Regions from separate parts of the Homo sapiens genome. Here region 2 is linked to region 1. A link is an interaction called in ENCODE POLR2A ChIA-PET data of the cell type or tissue named here. Cell type or tissue: CD4-positive, alpha-beta T cell. All regions are shown on one strand. Each heading gives the region's core, and the rest is flanking DNA. Links, peaks and the distances in the headings are about the cores only. Region 1 has its middle 27 kb from the start of PIM1. Region 2 overlaps PI16 (peptidase inhibitor 16).

What was found. Peaks named below come from ENCODE experiments on the same cell type or tissue, not always from the same donor. Only the 100,000 strongest peaks of a DNase experiment are listed, where the experiment ranks them.
Region 2: POLR2A ChIA-PET joins it to region 1 with 12 read pairs; 2 of 35 experiments call an interaction of 5 or more read pairs at or near these places.

Annotation. Positions count from the first base shown.
Region 1 is chr6:37,141,802-37,144,706 of GRCh38, reverse strand. No RefSeq gene overlaps it. Among named protein-coding and RNA genes, the nearest start is that of PIM1, 27 kb to the left of the region's middle. RefSeq lists an enhancer at 2,853-2,905. In CD4-positive, alpha-beta T cell, for the core only: no CTCF peak of the experiment used is centred there; no DNase peak of the experiment used is centred there; H3K27ac peaks cover 580 bases.
Region 2 is chr6:36,961,943-36,964,847 of GRCh38, reverse strand. It overlaps PI16 (peptidase inhibitor 16), which reads right to left. Exons shown (of 7, transcript NM_153370.3): 4 at 2,874-2,905; 5 at 1,236-1,913; 6 at 886-1,025; 7 at 11-462. The coding sequence ends at 904. Among named protein-coding and RNA genes, the nearest start is that of PI16, 8.7 kb to the right of the region's middle. RefSeq lists enhancers at 578-1,202, 1,203-1,828. In CD4-positive, alpha-beta T cell, for the core only: no CTCF peak of the experiment used is centred there; DNase peaks (open chromatin) are centred at 767, 1,067 and 1,717; H3K27ac peaks cover 1,885 bases.

The sequences.
Region 1 (2,905 bases), core at 221-2,720:
CTTTCTACAGAAGTTGCTGTCTTCGATGCTTTGCTGAGTTCCAGAGATAAGATAAATAATTTACCAAATGTAGGTTTCTGATTACTCACTCTATTAGCATTTAGAGCAGAGAGCTCTGGCCCCTGGGGAGTTTGATTCGTTCAGATGCAGCCCATCTGCTTTTGTTTTTTTGTGGGGAGTTTTTTGGGGGTGGGGTTGCCTGGAAAAGCCAGGGAGCTCCCAGCATCCCACACATACTTCAGGGATGAACTGCCTAAATCTTATGGGTTTTACTGGAAATTCTGGGGAATGCTATTTTCTTATTGTTTAAAAAATACACAGCTGCTAAGGCTCATTTTCCTTTCCTCTCCTCTCTCTCTTTTTTTTTTTTGAGACGGAGTCATGCTCTGTAGCCCAGGCTGGAGTGCAGTGGCACCATCTTGGCTCACTGCAACCTCTGCCTCCCAGGTTCAAGCGATTCTCCTGCCTCAGCCTCCTGAGTAGCTGGGACTACAGGCGCCCGCCACCACGCCCAGCTAATTTTTTGTATTTTTAGTAAAGACAGAGTTTCGCCTTGTTAGCCAGGATGGTCTCAAACTCTTGACCTCATGATCTGCCCCCCTTGGCCTCCCAAAGTGCTGGGATTACAGGCGCGAGCCACCGCACTCGGCCCTCTATCTTTTTTCTTTTTAAAAGATGAGTAAAAACAAAACCCCACAATTTATTTCCAGAGTGTACAAAATATCTGAAAGGGTATTTTCAATCTTGTGCAATTTATTTATCCTAAATTCATGCTGCAGGTTACAAGAGTAATTTCAGGGAATTTTATAAAAGAGATTAACTAGAGTTTCTCCTAAATCAAGTGGCACTGTTTTGGGGGGAAACAGTCTATTATATGAATGCATCACTCTTCACTCATACAATTTCTGAAGTATAGTTTCAATATCGGTAGTGACAGGTGTTACAAAAGGTTTGTATCTGTAGTTATTGTACAAGCTCTTTATGGCAAATATACGTCATTATTATTTTACACCAGTCTTAAAAGTAAACTGGGGTAACAGAAGAAATCACAGCAAAAGACAGCAGATTCTGTGGATGGTCCATTCATTGCAAATGCAGAGAGGAAAAAGTTGTGATAAACCCAAGAAGCCACGTGTTGTACATATATTAAATGCTCTTCTAATTCCTTCAAGATAATCTGATCAACAACTTACTTTATTCCTTTTTAAAATAAAATTAAACTATGTGCCTGGATGATAGAACATAGTGATGAGTGGGTCTTATTTTGGCGATCCTTAAGGAATAGAAATTCCATGTAGTCTCCCATGTAGGATTTTTGTATTTTCTTTTCTTTCCTTTTTTCTTTTTTTTTCCTTTTTTTTTTTTTTTGGTGAGACGGAGATTTACTCTTGTTGCCCAGGCTGGAGTGCAATGGTGCGATCTCAGCTCACCGCATCCTCCGCCTCCCAGGTTCAAGCGATTCTCCTGCCTCAGCCTCCTGAGTAGCTGGGATTACAGGCATGTGTCACCACGCCCGGCTAATTTTGTATTTTTAGTAGAGATGGAGTTTCACCGTGTTGCCCAGGCTGATCTCGAACTCCTGACCTCAGGTGATCTGCCCACCTCAGCCTCCCAAAGTGCTGGGATTACAGGCGTGAGCCACCACACCTGGCCGATTTTTGTATTTTCATGAACTTATTACTATTATTATTATTTTCTTTTGAGACGGAGTCTTGCTCTGTCTCCCAGGCTGGAGTGCACTGGCTCTATCTCAGCTCGCTGCAACCTCCGCCTCCTGGGTTCAAGCGATTCTCCTGCCTCAGCCTCCTGAGTAGCTGAGATTATAGGCATGCGCCACCACGCCTGGCTAATTTTTGTATTTTTAGTAGAGGCAGGGTTTCACCATTCTGGTCAGACTGGTCTCGAACTCCTGACCTCATGATCCGCCCGCTTCAGCCTCCCCAAGTGCTGGGATTACAGGCATGAGCCACTGCGCCTGGCCTTTGTGAACTTTCTTAATGCTAAGCCAGGATTGTACATTTTACTTCCTATGGTGAGCACCCTGTGAATAAGTAAAATAATAACATCTCACCACACACCTGGGTATTGTTTTTCTGTCAGTGATTTAGTAGAAAGTTGATTGTCTCCCAATACCAAGTCACATTAAAAGTCTCTTGCATGGAAGTTGAAAGTTGTGGGTTGGTTTGGGGCATGCCCCTAGCTAAGTAGTGAGCTCCCATACAAAACAATTATGTTAGAACAGAGAATACCACTAAAACGGTAAGAAAGGTAAAGTAAGGACACCAAAGGAATTCCTTGTGCCTCACAGCTCTGGGTCTAAAGCAATTAAAGAGTGAAAGGTGTAAAAATGCTACTTGCTACCTATTTTGTGTTTCTCTAGGAGATTAGCCTACTTTCTTGGCTCATTTTCTTCTTCCTACATCAGCTGGTATAAAAGCTGTGGTAGCTGGCAGCCTCAGATGACTCCATCAGCATCTGTTATCTTAGTTTTGGGCCTCTCAGGGACACACAGAGTAGTTTACCTCTTATTTCTTTTGCCTCCTCCCCACAGCAGGTAAAAAGTCTGCCCCGAGCTTAGACACATTCTCCCTTGTTATAAGAATTTGCTCAACCAAGGATAGTGAGTTAATAGTTGGTGCGCGCACTCTTTCTTCTCTCTTGTCTTCTGACAGATCCAAGAAGCTGGAGTAGTAAATCTGAGAAAAGCTGCATCTAAGTACACACACACACACACACACACACACTCACTCAGAAGGAGAGCTCAGACCCAGCCACTTGCTCTCTGCTTCTGCTTCCCGTATGCTGCATTTTGGAAGGTTTCATATTGCTTCTGCAACAATTTTTTTTTTTTTTTTTTTTTTTTTGGTTAGTTGGATGGCTGAATGAAACACAACCTTCCCTGCAG
Region 2 (2,905 bases), core at 198-2,697, 180 kb after region 1:
GAAGGAATAGTTGCCACAGGTTGGACAGGTTTTTATTGGAGAGTCAGGAGTTACTTTCCTTCCCTCGTCCCTGCCTCCCCCACTCAAAGAACCCCACTCCAGTGGGGCTTGTCCTTCATCTGCCCCTAGGAATCCCCATCCCCAGCTACACAGGCACTCAGGGAGAGCGCACATGCTGTGTGGGCAGACAGCCCCAGGCCAGGTAGGCAGTGAGCTCCCTCAAATCCTCCCACCCCCAGGACTCAGGAGGGAGGGGCAGGAGAGGTGTGGGCCCGGTGTGCAGTCCTCAGGCGGCCTCCTGAGCTCGCAGCCAGCCAGGCCTTGTGCCTCCAGGATGGATGGTGTGATGAGGCACATGCCCCGTAGCCTTTCCCTTCCGGAGGGCCTTAACCAAGAAGTATCTTGTTTAGGGGCTGGGGACAGGGTGGGGAAGATGACAGGAGGACAGCTGACCTCTTCACCCTGAGAAGGCAAGAGGCACTTCTGGGGAACAGTCCTGGACTCAGATGGCTCAAGGAAGAGGCCAGGGGACTGGGAGGGGCCCGGGGGTTCCTGGGAAGCCTGAGATCCTCTGTCTGGGAGAGAAGCTGATGGCCACAGGACAACCTGAGAGTGGGCACATGTAAATACCGCTCAGAACAGTCTGCAGCCAGCTGAAGGATGGGCCTACCCAGAGCCAAGGCACTCCTGGGGCAGTGCCAGGGGCTGGCCCTGTAGACGCCTCCCAGGAGGACAAGAGTGCTGGCCTGGAATCTGGCCAGAAGTTGGGGTGAAGGGGGGCTGCTGGGCCACAGAGCAGGACCTGCCCAGGAAGCTGTGGTCTCTCACTTGGAGGAAGACAATCCAGGTGGGTATGAGGCCAGGGCCCCCCTCACCAGGCCTTGCCTTTGAGTGGTATCCCCTTCAGAAGATTCCAGCCAACACCAGAGGAGGCAGGAGCAGTAGTCCCAGGAGAGGGCCCCACACATGACCAGGGCCCGAGTTCAGCCCTGACACGACGCTAGGCTTGTCAGGGCCCTCTGCACCTGTGGGAAGAAAGAGGCTTTGCCTCAGCCTAGAGACAGCTGTGCCTGATGTCCCGCCCACCCCACCATGCAAGGAGGTGGGGCAGCAGCCAGGGAGGAAGCTCCTACTCAGAGGGTGCATGCCCCACCATGCTCATACCACCTATGCTGGGGCAGGATACTGACATTCCAGAGCCAGGAGGAAAGTGGGACAGATGCTATGGGCCTTACCTGGCAAGGACGACTGCAGAGCCAGGGCACGCCCACCCGTGGCATTAGCGGTGGCAGAGGTATTGGGGAAATTGGGCAGGGACTTGGAGGAGGTGTGCCCCGTGTGGTCCAGTGTGGCCTGCAGCTCACCTGGCTTGTCCTGGGCTGGAAAAACTGAGGCCAAGACCTCACTGGAAGGAGGCAACTCAGCCTCAGCCTCAGCCTCCTCCTGGGCATGGGGTAGGAGTTCCCTTGCCCCTGTCAGGGACATCTTGGGGTCCAGAGAGTTCTCTGGGCTCCTAGAGGGCACTTTTGTTTTGTCTGTCACTTTGTCTGCTGATTTTGGGATAGGAACATGGGTCGATTTGGGGAAGGTAACTGGCTCCTCATCCAAGGAGGGCAGGCTGTGAGCTGCCAAAATGGAAGGGACCTCAGTTGTTACGCAAGGTGGAGCCTCTGTTGCCATGGAGGGCGGGTCTTTCGTTGCTAAGGAAGTTGGGGCCTGGGTTTCCACAGCAGGCAGAGCCTTGGTTGCCAGGGAGCCTGAGACCTCTGTTACCAAGAAAGCCGGAATCCCCGTTGCTAGGGAAGAAGGAGTACCCATTTTCCTAGAGTCTGATGCTTCAGTCGCCCGGAAGGATGGGGCCTCAGTTACCAGGTAAGGCAAATCCTGAGCATCTTCCGGGCTTCCGATGGGTTCTGATAAGACAGACGAGAACGGGCATGAGTGCTGCAAGCAGGACCCCACATCTCTCATGGCACTGCAAACCAAGTGACGCGACCAAATGTCCTACCAGGACACACAAACACACACATACACTTCTCCAGCTGATATGCCCCTCATTGAAAATAAAAGTTACAAGCCGGGCGCGGTGGCTCACGTCTGTAATCCCAGCACTTTGGGAGACTGAGGCAGGTGGATCACCTGAGGTCAGGAGTTCGAGACCAACCTGACCAACATGGAGAAACCCCATCTCTACTAAAAATACAAAATTAGCCAGGCGTGGTGGCGCGTGCCTGTAGTCCCAGCTACTCGGAAGGCTGAGGCAGGAGAATTGCTTCAAACCGGGAGGCGGAGGTTGCAGGTGAGCCGAGATCGAGCCATTGCACTCTAGCCTGGGCAACAAGAGCAAAACTCCGTCAAAAAAAAGAAAAAGAAAAAAGAAAAGAAAAGAAACGTTACTTCTGGTGATTGACACAGTTGCTCCTCTAGCCACCTCCTGGTCCAAGTCTCTCTACATTCGTACTTGCCCTTTTTCAGGGGACTTCTCCAGCGGGATCGCGGTCCCTCACACGCCCCCAGCAAGACTGGCCTCGCCCGTTTGAAGCCTTCTGACCACGCCCACCGGTCTGGCCCCAGCCCGCTCCTCGAGACCCTAAAGTGTGGCGACACCCACCTCGCGCGGGCCCCCCCGAAGCCGCCAGACTTTCTAACATCCTCCCTTTGAAGGGTTGAAATCCGGCCACTTGGAACGACAGGGCGCCAAAGTGGCTGCGCGTGGGGGGCTAAGGGAGCCGCCAGGGGCCCCCGGTGGTCGCATCCCACCAGGCTCCTTCCCTGCCCACGTCCCGCTCAGTCCAGGGAGGCTCTTAGACCATCCAGTCTGCATCGCATCATTTCCACACCCCCTGCCCCTACCCATCCACCCGTGGACTCACCACAGAGGGAGTTCTTGCAGTGGTAGCCAGAG